Linked DNA regions of Homo sapiens: region 1 is linked to region 2. A link is a contact called in ENCODE Hi-C or POLR2A ChIA-PET data. All regions are on one chromosome and are shown on one strand. Each heading gives the region's core, a stretch centred on a gene start or an enhancer-like site at or near the end of the contact. The rest is flanking DNA. Distances are from core to core; before and after follow the strand shown.

Evidence for each region. A loop is a pair of places that touch in the nucleus more often than their neighbours do. ChIA-PET counts read pairs that join two places held with the same protein, here RNA polymerase II (POLR2A). Pooled maps may share reads with other maps.
Region 1: a loop to region 2 is called in a map of PC-9, with 9 times the contacts of the local background. The contact joins the enhancer-like site here to the promoter of SRGN in region 2. A Hi-C loop is called at or near these places in 1 of 168 maps with a recorded cell type or tissue (PC-9) and 2 of 50 pooled maps. POLR2A ChIA-PET finds 5 or more read pairs at or near these places in 1 of 52 experiments (activated CD4-positive, alpha-beta T cell).

The regions. Positions count from the first base shown.
Region 1 is chr10:69,638,465-69,645,250 of GRCh38, reverse strand. No RefSeq gene overlaps it. Among named protein-coding and RNA genes, the nearest start is that of FAM241B, 12 kb to the right of the region's middle. Within about 2 kb of position 5,035, at least 2 of the 41 ENCODE cell types and tissues checked have a DNase peak (open chromatin) inside an H3K27ac peak, as active enhancers do.
Region 2 is chr10:69,086,712-69,093,588 of GRCh38, reverse strand. SRGN (serglycin) reads right to left here and starts at 5,486. Exons shown (of 3, transcript NM_002727.4): 1 at 5,353-5,486. The coding sequence starts at 5,431. RefSeq lists a silencer at 3,278-3,457 and an enhancer at 4,156-5,355.

The DNA of each region.
Region 1 (6,786 bases), core at 3,786-6,285, 550 kb before region 2:
AGATGGAGAGAGCGCAGGAAAGGTGAAGGGAGGAGGGGAAGTTCCCAGGAATGAGACAGCCTCTCTCAGGGGCATCCTGAGCTCTCTGGCCCTTCCCCAGCAGGGGACGAAGTGCCCTGTGCCAAGCGAGGGGGTGTGCCGGGGAGCTGAGCCAGGTGAAAAGGCCTGAGCTGAGGCCCAGGCTGAGTCTTGCTGTTGGAGAGAGGCACCCACCCATCCTGGCTGCTTTTATTCCATCTCTGGTTATCATCTAGTCAAGATGAGTAAATGGAGCACACCTGGGCGCCCATTCACTGCCCACACTGCAACCTTCCAAAGGGTCTGGGACCAGAGGAACCCAATGTGCGGTCTCCAGTCCCTCCCCTGCCCCTGGGTGCCCACGCACAAGCATGCCCGGGCGGGAGGGTGATTGGAAGCTGAGCTCCAAAGCTGGCCTCTTGCCCTAATTACACCCAGATCCCGGGTTGCCATTCTCTTTTTCTGGAAATTAAGTGGCAGCTGGGTGCCTAGCGCCACCTTCTGGCAGCCATGATCAGAAATGGCTGGTCCCAGCAGGACCTCCACAGCAGAGCCAGGGATCCGCTCTTCAAGCCAGGCGTCAAACTAGGACCCTCCACCAAACGCCCTTCGGATGGCCTGTGGGCCAGATGAACTGTTCAGTCAAAGAAGCCACAGAGCGCATCCAGTTTAGAGAACCAGCACCAGCTCTGACACTGATGGGCTGTGTGATCTTGGCAAGCCCGTTGCCTCACTGGCCTTCAGTGTCCCATCTGTGCAACAGAGGCTTGGGCCAAATTGCCCAGCAGAGGTCTGAGTGCCTTGACTCCAGCCAGAATCTAGTCCCTACCTGGGGTATTCTGTGGAGTCTGAGGGGAGAAGCTAGAACCCCTCCTCCAGTGTCCCTCAGAACCGCTCCATGGCCCGGGGGCTCTGTAAGCCCCACATGGTTCAAGGGGGCCCAGCACAGGCGGGTATCAGTTTCCTATCACCTTCCCCTTATCAGGCAGGCCCCGCCAAGAAGCGGGCAGAAATGGAAGCCGCAGGACACACAGCACCCACTGCAAGGCATGCCCCTGCCCTCCTCCTAGACCACGGCAGCCCCACCTGCCCTCCTCTGTAGTCTGAAAGAACCCCTGGACCACAAGGCTCCTAGAAATCGGCTAGAGGAGGAGGAGCACTGGAGAACTGGCATTCTCCCAGTTGATGCTGGCACCTCCTGCCCTTCCTCCATTTTCTGCAGGTGAAGCCCCACTTCAGGACAAGGGGCCAAGTGTACGATGCTTCCTCAGCACCTGTGACTGAGCACACGGCTACTGAGCTGCCTGCTGGCAATCAAGGGAGCCAGCCAGGGCTGCAGGAGGGGGGTCTAGAGGGGACTGTGGTCACCCTGGTGTCCTGGAAAGTCACTAGGTAAGTGAATAGAGGTTCTGAGTTGGAGAGCCAAGTTCAAATCACAGCTTTCCGTTAGTAGTTCCACAATCTCATGATGTCTTCTCATCTGCTAGTTGAAGAAAATGGCAGAATCTTCCTCTCAGCGTTCTGCTGAGGATTAAGCAAGGTCATGTATGTACAGCCCTTAGCAGCACTCATCGTCACAGACTCCAATTCAGAAGATTCCAGATTTGGGCCAGGCCAACTCTGACTCATCCCAATATTAAGAGCATGTTTAAAGTACAATCTTGAGTGTTCCTTCCATCAGTAACTACTTATTGAGCACCTACTACATGCCAAGCACTGCGGTGGACCGCAGGACTAGAACAACAAAGAAGACAGACACGAGGCCAGATTTCATGGAGCTTCTCACCTGGTGGGAGGCAAGGGAGAGTCGTGAATAAACATCAAACAAGGACACAAAGAATGAGTTTCTCTGCATTGTGATGAGGAAGCAAAGACGCCAAGGGAGCATATGACCAGGAAGCTGACCTCGTCTGGGTGGTCACGGATGATTTGTCTTCACCTCTTTCTTCTTCCTGCTGATGGGAATGACAGCACGATGGCTGGAGCTTTGCAGCCATCTTGAACGATGAGGCACAGGTGCTGGATGAGGGGCCTGCATTCCTGATAACCTTGTGAAGGTACCTAAGCCCCCTCTGTATTCTCTACTCCTAACTTACAGGGAGAAAATGACTTTTATATTGTCTAAAGATGGTGTTGTTTTCACTGAACTGCTGAAGTGGAGTTAGTGTTGCACACACCGCCTCTTCATTAGACTGTAAGAACCTTGGGGGAAGATGGAGGGCAGCACCCAGCACAGGGCCTTCCTATAGAAGGGAGTCTCAGTGGCTATTTGTGGAATTCGCTGATTAAGCAGGAAGGAGTTGAGAGGAGACAGAAGAATCACTGGACAGACAAATCAAGGGACAAGAAGCTTGAACCATTTCTAGAGACGTCTGAGGACGGAGCCGAAAGAAGGTGAGACAGAGACTCAGCAGCCAAGGACAGGGCCTGATTGAACAAGTTAAAGGACTTGAACCCAGGGAGATAAGTGACTTCTGAAACAAGTACCTTAAGGTGTTGGAGGGCTCCTCAGGGACAGCTTGATGCTGACTGTGGCCTTGAGTGTAATGTCCAAGGAAGACCCAAGAAATGGGGAGCAGAGGGACCTGGGTTTAAATCCTGCCACTTAACAGCTGAGTGAGTTCAGGTAAGTTCCCTGCCTCTCTGAGTCTTAAGTTTATCAATACAACAACTTAAATAGATGGGATAATATGTGTGAAATCCTCTACACCCTGCCTGGTACATGGTAGGCACCCAATCAATTGTAATCGTGGCCATCAAGCTATCAGGTGCTATGGTTGATGGACTTAAGGTGACCCCATGATCCCAGCCTCCTGGTGTTCATGCGTTTCTGTGATCCCCTCCCCTGGTGAGTGGGACCTGTGACTGGCTTCCAACCAACAGAACACGGCAAAGGGGAGGGGATGTCCAGAGCTAGCTTTGGAGTCTCTCTCCGTTGCTGGCTGTGAAGAAACAAGTTGCAGTGAGTCCTATACCTGCAAGAAAGCGCAGCTTATTCTTTCTAGGAAGCTTGGAAGTGGACCCTTCCCAGTCGAGCCTCCAGATGAGAATCCAGCTCTGACTGGCACTGTTGGCAGCTCTGCAGAGGACCTGCTAAGCCATGCCCAGGAACTGTGAGATACTAAATGTGTGTTGTTTTAAGCTGCTAAGTTTTTGGTGACTTGTGACATGGCATAGAAAACAAATAGAGGTGCTATATCAAGAATATGTTATGGAATACATAAGGAATATAAAACTTCCCCTTTTCCTGCACGTCAACCCCAAGAGGGGGCATTATTTCCCCCATTTATAGAGAAAACTGAGGCTTAGCAGAGCAGCTAAATTCCCTGAGACCACGCAGCTCCTGGGGGAGGAGGAGCCAGAACACAGACCCCAGGGCCTGCTGTGAGCCAGGAGGAGCACCAATATCCCTGCTGCAGTGGTGGCAGCCTTACCCCGCAACGTGCTGTGCAGCGCGATGAAGCCTTTAGCGGGGTCTGCCCCGCCCAGTCCTCCACAGACCGCACCCCTCCCTGGTGCCTGGGACCCAGCTGCTTCTCACGGTTCTCTGGCACCTATCTGGTCCCTGAGGGCATTTCAGTTTCTAACTCCTGCATAACTAGGGCACTGGTAGTTAGATCCCAAGTAGATCCAGCCCTGGTTTCTCAAGGGCTTGGGAGCAAAAGGCAAGAGTCTAACTCCCCTGGAATAAGGCAGAGGCAAGGAGACAGCACATGCACCCCCTTCCTGAGCTGTGAGGCCACAATGAGTCACTCCCACAACATCCATGTGTCCCAGGGTCACTGCACCCTCTGCACCCTGGGCTGGGCCTGACCTGTCACTTGACTCCAAGGAAAAGCAAGTGCAGCAGAGGAGGGAGAGAGAAGCGCGAATGCCACAGTCTTGAGAGAAACCCTCCCCAGGCTTCTGGAGTGGGCAGCAGTTCCCACCTGGTGGGTCTTCAAGGAAGGCTGCTTCTTCATTTAAAGAGAGGCTGGGATACAGGCAGATGTCACAGGGAGCCTTGGGACCCCCGGCTCAGAGCTACATTTATACTATTGACCTAGGTTCTTTCATTCCTCCCTCCCTCCCTGCCTCCCTCCTTTCTTTCTTCCTTCCTTCTTCATCCCACACGTGCTGCGGGGTAGAGCTACCTGCACTTACAACTTGAGAATAATGTCCCTGAGTACACAGGTGACAGAGAAGTCACCAGGATCCAACCCAGTCAAGGCAGGAAGAATGGGCTCTGTTTTTGGGGTCCCCTCCTCCCTTTAGTTGGGCTAGTGCCTCATGCCTTCTCATGCAGTTTGCAGAGCAGTCCCCAAGTTTTGACAAAGGGCCAGGGCCCCTGTCTGGGACTGGGAATACAAAAAAGAGCTGAGCATGATCCCTGCCCTCAGAAACTCAGTCTGCCATGTGAGAGGGAAGGAGCCACAAACCCTGCTCCCCGGGGACAGGGCAGCTCCCACCTGGAGGAAGGCTGGCTCATGGCTCTGGAACTGGAACCCAGGCTGCATGTTTTAAAGCTGCCCAGATGAACTGGTGGTGTTGCTAGGTTGAGAACAACTATCACAGGAAAAGGAACACGCTGTTGGAGGCACTTGTGGTTGGCTTGTATGTTCCCTTGCTGACAGCGTCCAGATTTTAGCCACTTCATCAGAAGAAAGTGATTTCTCAGGATTAGCTGAGCTCAAAGCTGCAAAAAAGAAAAAACAAACACACCCCCTCATAGACTGACAAGCGTGCTCACACAGGCCCATGCCTCAGAGGCAGATGTCTTCACTGCATGATACTGGTAAGCAGACATATTGGGAAATTTTTCTATTTTTTTTTCCTCCCAGAATTTCGAAAGCAAATTGCATTTTACATTTTCTTGACTGAGGGCAGACAATTTTCACTAATGGGCCCTGTAGGAGGTGATCTGATACAAACCCTCATCCATGGCACACCGCTACACCCCAGGCACTGCATACACGTCTTCCAATTGCAGCTCAACACCGCCCTAGATGACACGTCATCCCCATTTCACAGATGAGGCACAGTAAGGAACTTGCCCAAAGCTACCAAATGGGGAGCCTGTCTGACTCGCCTGCTTCTTGCCTCCAGTGAAAAAGACAAGAGCTAGGCAATGGGCCCCATGTCACAAATATCACGTTCATTGAGGGGAACCACCTGGCGCCAGGCTCTGAGTAAGGACAGGCAAGTGTGAGGCGTTGGTGGGTGCTGCACTGGGTAAGGCTGGGCTAGACATAGCCACCCCCACCTAGAGAGAGTGCAGCCTTAAACAGTAAGCAAGCCCCTTCCACTAACATGATCACAGCAACCCTGGGCCACCAAGTCTAAAACTTCTCACTCTGTCTCCTAGGCTGAAAACTCAAATACTGGAAGGTCTGGTTCAAGACTAGACCCCGGCGACAAACCCTCTCCCTGGGGGTTCCACAGCCACCTTCCACCCTCCCTAGGGCTCCCAGATTCAGTTTGCTGGAGGCTGGCGAGGCAGGCTCCAGATCTGCTGCCTGCCAACTTTGTGGCCACATATAAATTCCTTTACTCTGGGAAAAAGGAAGGACATATATTTTTCTTTGCTTGGGAGAGGATGAAATGAAACAAAACTTATGAATGTTCCCGGCACTAGGCTCAACCCAGGACGAAACCACAGTGAATGAGAAATTATAATGGAATTGTGCATGCTCTCCACCAGAAACCTTTCCAAAATACAAGGTAATACCAAGCCTGGGCTGGCTGAGGTGAGCACTAACCGGGAGCAGGAGAGCAGATGAATCCATTTGTAGTATATTTGCAGGAGGGAGTTCCTGCTCCTGTCCAAAAATTCCACCAGGTGGCGCCATGAGACAACTTTCACAACCTTTCCAGTCTACACACCAAGGTGGTGGGGGTCCCTCAGGTCCCTGCAAAAGGGCATTGAGAGTTCATTACCCAGTTCAGAGCAAGAAAGCTGGGGTCTTGGTCTCTCCTCAAGGCTTTTCTTAACTTCCTTAATCCAGATGTTCATGAAAATGGGGTGTTACTGGACACATAAAAGGGAACAACACACATTGGGGCCTTTCAGAGGGTGGAGTATGAGAGGAGGGAGAGGATCAGGAAAAATAATGAGTGGGTACTAGGCTGAATACCCGGGTGATGAAATAATCTGTACAACAAACCCCCATGACACAAGTTTACCTATACAATAAACCTGCACATGTACCCCTGAACTGAAAAGTTAATTTTTTTTAAAAAAGAAAGAAAATGGGGTGTTAGAGGAAGTGGGGACAGCAACGTGTTGGACAATGACGTTGGCAATGCCAGGCCAGGCAGCAGCAAAGTCCATCAAGCGTCTACTAAGGGCAAGGCCCTCTGTGGTAGGTGTCGGTCTCAGAGCTGAAAGGGGCCTTCGTGGAAGTCTAGCCCAGCCTGTTTGTTTTTCCAGAATGAGGGAGGCCAGGCGGGGGTCACTCCCTGCCTGTCAGAGGTTGTGGGGAGTCCCTCTCAGCTCGTCTCAGGGTGCAGTGTGACCCAGGAGGCAGTGTTCAGGTGAGGCCACTGCGCCTTTTCAAGGAGCCAGATGAGGGCAGAAATTGCACCCTATCCAACTGCAAAGGAGACTGAGAAACCCTATAAGGTTGTGATATCTCCCCTTGGGCCCTGGAGAAAGGGAGACAGTTCTGTCAAGATCCCCACATTTCAGGGAAAAACCCCATGGGTTGGTTCAGGGTCAGAGCTGCAAGGCCCTGAGGGTCAACTGAGTCAATCCCCCATGGTACAGGTGAGCCCAAGACAGGGTCGACA
Region 2 (6,877 bases), core at 4,237-6,736:
ACTCTTTCTCTTTTGATTCTTTCCTGAGGCAGCATTAGTTTAGCATCTAATTGCTACTTAGACGTCTCTTCCTGTAGGTGAAATAAAAATCCAGCATCTTCTCCAGCAGAGGGCGGTGTCTTCACACCTTGTACTGTCTAGACCAACTTTGTCCAATAGAAACACAAAGCAAACCACATAGGGAGTTTTAAATGTTCCAGCGGCCATATTTTTAAAAGTAAAAAGAAACAGGTGAAATTAATTTTATTTAACCTAACATATTCAAATATTGTCCTTTAACATATCATCAATGTAAAAGTTATTACTGGGATATTTTGCATTCTTTTCTTCATACTAAGGGTTCCAAATCTTGTATATTTTGCATTCACAGCCTGTCCCAATTTGGCCTTGCCACATTTCAAGTGTTCAGTAGCCACAAGTGACTTGTGGCTACCGTACTGGACAGAGCAGGCCTAGGCAGTCTCTTCTGCAAGCCGCTGATGCACTGAGTATCAAGCTGAGAAAATGTTTGCTCACACAGGAAGCTAAACAGAAAAATAATGCTTAATGAGAAAGCATCCAGGTGAAAGACCACATCTTTTCACCAGCATGACAAATACAACTGTAGCATATTAGTAAAAAATATTTCTAGAATACAAAATTCCCCCAGAGTTCAGAATCTCAGCTAATTAAAATTCGTAACGAAGGCTTTCTTTTGGGGGATGATGAAAATGTTCTAGAAGCAATTATAGTGATGGTTGCATGACTCTGTGAATATACTAAAAAACATTGAACACTTTTTTTTTTTTTTTTTTGGAGACAGAGTCTTGCTCCGTCATCCAGGCTGGAGTGCAGTGGTGCAATCTCAGCTCACTGCAACCTCCACCTCCCAGGTTCAAGTGATTCTCCTGCCTCAGCCTCCCAAGTAGCTGGAATTACAGGTGCACACCACCATGCCCAGTTAATTTTTGTATTTTTAGTAGAGACAAGTTCTCACCATGTTGGCCAGGCTAGTCTCAAACTCTTGACCTCAAGTGATCCACTTGCCTTGGCCTCCCAAAATGCTGGGATTACAGGCATGAGCCACCACACCTGGCCTAATCACTGAATTGAACACTTTTAATGGGTGAACTGTATGGTATGTGAACACTATCTCAACAAAGCTATTTTAAAATTTTATAAAGAAATCAAAAGTAGAAGGGATCCCACTCCAAAAGCCTATCTAATTTGGGGCCGATGATGTTAAATGTACTTTAAAATAAAGAACAAGTTACAGACACTAAATTCTTGACATAGCTATTCAAGGGTGTTGGCAGGATGTGAAAATTTACAGTTCCAGCCCCTGAGGTTGTGAGAGTATCTTGACTCTATCTTGCTTGAGATAAATGTCTTGTGATTATAGTGGCTATGCTCATGGATAGAAATGTTATCTTCCTAAAAGGTCCACTTATGGGATTTGTTGGTTAATTGTGTAGTGGATTCCAAGGGAAAGAATGGTTTTTATTTGAATCCTATCCCTCACTGCCCACCTCCCCCACCACCCTGAGTCCTGCTTTACCAAAATACTTTCTATGAGTAAATGTTACCAAAGCAAACAACTTTCTCCAATAGTCCATACCTTTTTATATTATGGTACTAACTTTTCCCTCAACATAATCACAATATACTAATTTCTTTTTTTTTTCTTTTCTTTTCTTTTTCTTTTTTTTTTTTTTTTTTTTTTTTTTTTTGAGACAGAGTCTCAGTCTATCGCCCAGGCTGGAGTGCAGTGGCATGATCTTGGCTCACTGCAACCTCCATCTCCCTGGTTCAAGTGATTCTCCTGCCTCAGCCTCTCGAGTAGCTGGGATTACAGGTGCATGCCACTATGCCTGGCTAATTTTTGTATTTTTAGTAGAGATGGGGGTTTCACCATGTTGGCCAGGCTGGTCTTGAACTCCTGACCTCAAGTGATCCACACTCCTCGGTCTCCCAAAGTGCTAAGACTACAGACGTGAGCCACTGTACCGAGCCTAATTTCCTATTCTTAATGGAAACTTACTGCAGGCATGTTAGAGAAACTTAAGCAGCAACTACCATGAAGGGGAAAAGAAGACCATTTGATTTATTCAAAATGGTAGCATTATCTAAGCCGGAGTTACTTCCTCCTGGTCTATCAATTCCACAAGATGGATAAGCTTCCCCCACTCTTGCATGGTTTGACAAGCTATAAAAAGCTCCTAAGTTTACTTTCAATTTCTCCCTCAACTCAGTGGGAAACGTTATAGCAAGGGCTACGGTCAAAGGATTTTTTGTTTGTTTGTTTAAATAAAGAAAACCTCTGATCCATGAGCTGCAGTAGAAAGTTAATTCTGGCCTTGAAATCAGACGACCAGTTCAGCCGTTAATTAGTTGTAATGGGTCTTGGGCAAGACTCACAAATTTTTTGCAAGAGGTTAATGTATAGAGCAAATGAGATGAGAAATGTCAGATCCAGTTTTCTCCTCTATAATTGGTGCTAATTCCTCATCACAGGGAATGTGATGATGATTACCAGAGAATGGATGTGAAATCACTTTACAAAGAGCAGCACAAGGAGTGGATCAGTATCATTCCTGTGAGCTAGGAGACAGTATACAGTGGACACATGGCGGGCCTGGCCTCCTTGGCTGCACCTGTTCATGGATATTCCATTTTTTTTCTTTATGGGTGTCATTGGAAAAGAGAGGCAATAAAAGTGGAAGATTCACAGGCCTCATCAAATCCCCTGGAGCCCTACATTAAATAGATTAGTCATCTGTGCTCTCCAGAGTTACACATCCCCAAATTTCCATTTCTTTGTGCTTGGTAAACACAATCTTACCCCACATCTTTACTTGGGTTTGACTTATAATAAAAATATACCACCACCAAATTCATATGTTCCAGTTCTAACCCACAGAATCTCACAATGTGAAATTGTTCAGAAATAGGGTCATTGCAGATATAGGTAGTTAAGATGAGGCCATTAGGGTGGCCCTGATCCAATGCCTGGTGACCCTCTAAGAAGATGGTATTAAGACACGGATGCATGGAGGAAAGGCCATGTGCAGACAAGGGAGAAGGCGCCATCTATAAGCCAAGGAGAGAGGCCTCAGAATGCGATCGACCCTGCCAGCACCTTGATCTTGGACTCCCATCTCCAGAACTGTGAGGAAATACATTTCTGTTATTTAAGCCACTCAGTCCGTGGTACTTTGTTATGGCAACCCGAGCAAACCACTATAGTGACCTGAAATGGTTTTGAATATGCTCAGTAAAAGCAAGCCAAAAGCCTAGTTGATTTCATCTGCCAAACCAACGGGCTAGATAAACACTTTTTATAAGACAGGAAGAATGTTGTCGAATCATATCTGGCATTGCGTGGAGGTGTGAGGAAATGGTGTCACGACTCTTCACATCACAGCCTTGTGCCGCAGTCACTCACATGTGCAGCCAGTGGGGGACATCTATTTCCCTGCATGCTCAGATGTGGGCACAAGCCCTTGAGCCCGATACTGAGAGCCTTTTTTCGGAAACACCCTAGTTTGTCAGTTTCTCCCTTGTCTCTTTCTATGGTTTCCTTTTCTAACAAAGAGCTAAACCTACGAGGTCATGACATAAATGCTAGTATTCTATACAATTTCATGATGAATTATTTTCTTTCCTTCTCTTTCTTTCTTTCCTTTCTTTCTCTCTCTCTCTCTTTCTTTCTTTCTGACAGAGTCTTGCACTGTCACCTAGGCTGTAGTACAGTGGTGCAATCTCAGCTCACTGCAACCTCCACCTCCCAGGTTCAAGCAATTCTCCTGCCTCAGCCTCCTGAGTAGCTGGGATGACAGGTGTGTGCCACCATGCCCGGCTAATTTTTTTGTATTTTTGGTAGAGACGGGATTTCACTATGTTGGCCAGGCTGGTCTCAAACTCCTGACCTCATGATCTGCCTACCTTGGCCTCTCAAAGTGCTGGGATTACAGGCGTGAGCCACCATGCCCGGCCTTCTTCATTTCTTTCTAATGAATATTATACAAGGAACGTTTTTGTTTTCATTCTAGTTTTCCTTAATGAATCTTAGTGGGAAATTCATGTTTCTGGGAAATTTTGACAACATAAAGACTTACATATCTCTGGTTGGGGTATGCCCAGCACCATCTGGCCATTCAAGACTGTACTAAAGTATGGGCCTCATTACTCTCGATCTTGTCAGACCACTTGGCTATTCGGGAATTATTTCATCAAGCTGAAGATATTCCCTAAAAGATCCCAGTGAAGCCTGTTCCCTACAATTGACAATGTTTTATATTTTAAAAATACATAAATTAATAACGTTCCAGAAACATTACTTGCTCTTTTTTCAGCATTAGCATAACTAGAAGAAAATGATTTTATAAATTTCCAACATAAAATGAATGTCTCTGCGATCATCTGTAAGATTTCATCTCCACCGGAAGTAAGATCATGACAACCAAAAGTCGCTTTGACGAAACAAATCTAGGACATGTGTGTCATTGTGACTCAACATTTCCCTTACCATTTGGCGGAACCTAGTGTTTTTCTACTATAGGTTCAGCCATCTCTCTATCAAGCCATGACCTCCGTCTTATTTAGACATGATTCCTTATTTGCCAAAGAATAACAAATTGTATTTTTCTTACAAGCCTATCATTTTCATTGTCTTAGTCATTACAGGTTTTAAGTTGTTTCAGTCTGACTAAACAACACTAAATGGTAGATAAACCTAGGAAGATATTTCCGAATATGATGCTTCTCTGAGCAAGAGCACAAATACCAAATTATTTGGCCTTCTCTTTAAAATCTGAGAGGTTTTACATGAACTATGTCTAACCATAATTGAGTTTTCAGTAAGAACCAAGTTTATCTTTAAAAAAAAAAAAAAGAAAAGAAAATACACACAGTCAGATTCACCCCAATTGGAATATAACGTCTCCCAGTGTTAAAATAACAATGACACCGTCACAGCGCACTAAAACTTGGGGCTGATGTAGACACTTAGGGGTAGGCAGACACCCCCCAACAGTCAAAGGTGCCATCTCCTCCATGCAACAGGCACAGGAGTCATTTTCTAGATTCCTTTTTTGAGCTTTTAAAATTTATAAACCTCACATTTTCATCCCAAAATAGCACATTTCAATCATTGTAAGAGTTTACAAGACTGCACACGCCACAGAGTTTAATTTTTCTTGGTACCAAACTTAACAGAACTCATATTAAAGGGTTCAGCGACCCCAAATCCTTCTTCTTTGCCTCCTTTCTCACAATATTATACATTCTATGCCTTAAAATGAATATAATGACTTGCATGGACCACAGGGCTTACAGAGAAGATGGCTGGGGAACAAGACTCCTGAGTCTTACCTTGAACTGAGGATTCCAGAACCAGGATGAGGGCAAGAGCCAGGACAAGCCGACTGCATTTGAGTAGCTTCTGCATCATGACCAACTTAGTCTAGCTCTCCCAGCTGCACGCCAACTTCTTGATTAGGAAATGTAGCAGGGTGCTCTCTGTCCCTTTTAGAAAATGTTCCAAAACCTCAAACCCTGCCCAGAACACACGTCACAATTTCCTGAACAAATAGAAAGACATCCACATCAAAACCCAGAAAGAAAGGGGGTGGGGGGAACACAGTAAAATAACTATTCATACCCATTATGAAACTGTACTGGACTCCCCCCAGGCCTGCTTTTTCAAAAGTTTTGTTGTTTGCCACTTGCCTGCAAGACATTTTTTTTTCCCACCGAAACAGTAGAATCAGCATTTGGGACAGTTTGTTTTTCCTTTCTTCAGGTAACAATCTAAACACTAGATTGCTAATATTAAGAATCTGCTGCATTTTTTATGAGATAAGGGATCTAGGTGCTGCCTTTTCGTCACCAAGCACTTTCAACATAAAACATTCTCTTCATTTTCTTTTTCACCGGGGAGTAACATACCTCACTGAGCCAAGCTCGTGAAGTGAAACTTCAAAGCTGAGCTCTAACCTTCAAGAATGAGTTGTCGGATTTCAGATGAACAGTTTCTTCTTCTTCTTTTTCTTCTTTTTTTTTTTTTTTTTTTTTTTTTTGAGATGGAGTCTCACTCTGTCACCCAGGCTGGAGAGCAGTGGCGCGATCTCAGCTCACTGCAACCTCCATCTCCAGGGTTCAAGCAATTCTCCTGCCTCAGCCTCCTGAGTAGCTGGGATTACAGGCGTACACCACTGCGCTGGACTAATTTTGTATTTTTAGTAGAGACGACGTGTCACCATGTTGGCCAGGCTGGCCTCAAACTCCCAACCTCAGGCCATCCGCCTGCCTCAGCCTCCCAAAGTGCTGGGATTACAGGCGTGAGCCACCGTGCCCAGCAAACAGTTTCTTCTTAAACTCAGTTTCTTGCATTGGATCATTGGCTCTCTCTCTATCTCAAGAACATAGGATTTTCAGTTACAAAGACTGTGGTAAAACAGAAAAACTATTTTGCATTCCCCTCTCCTTCACATTGAGCATTTCTTAAGATGGATTCCATTTCTATTTTTATCTGTTCTCCTAGTCAAAATTTTCAACTCGAGTTTTGGGTCCTCTGGCCTTGAATAAGCCAGAAATCAGGAACGAGGGAGAGGTTGTCCTCACAGTGAGCTGCTGGACCTCAGCAAACAACACAAACCTCTGCCTCATGTAAATAAAGGAACAGCATTTTCCCTGGGCATGGTGCAGATTTCTGGAGGACTAAGGCTCCATATTAAAGTTATACAATAAAGGCCAGGTGCTGTGGTCCACACCTGTAATCCCAGCACTTTGGGAGGCTGAGGTGGGTGGATCACAAGGTCAGGAGATCGAGACCATCCTGGCTAACACCGTGAAACCCCGTCTCCACTAAAAATACAAAAAATTAGCCGGGCGTGGT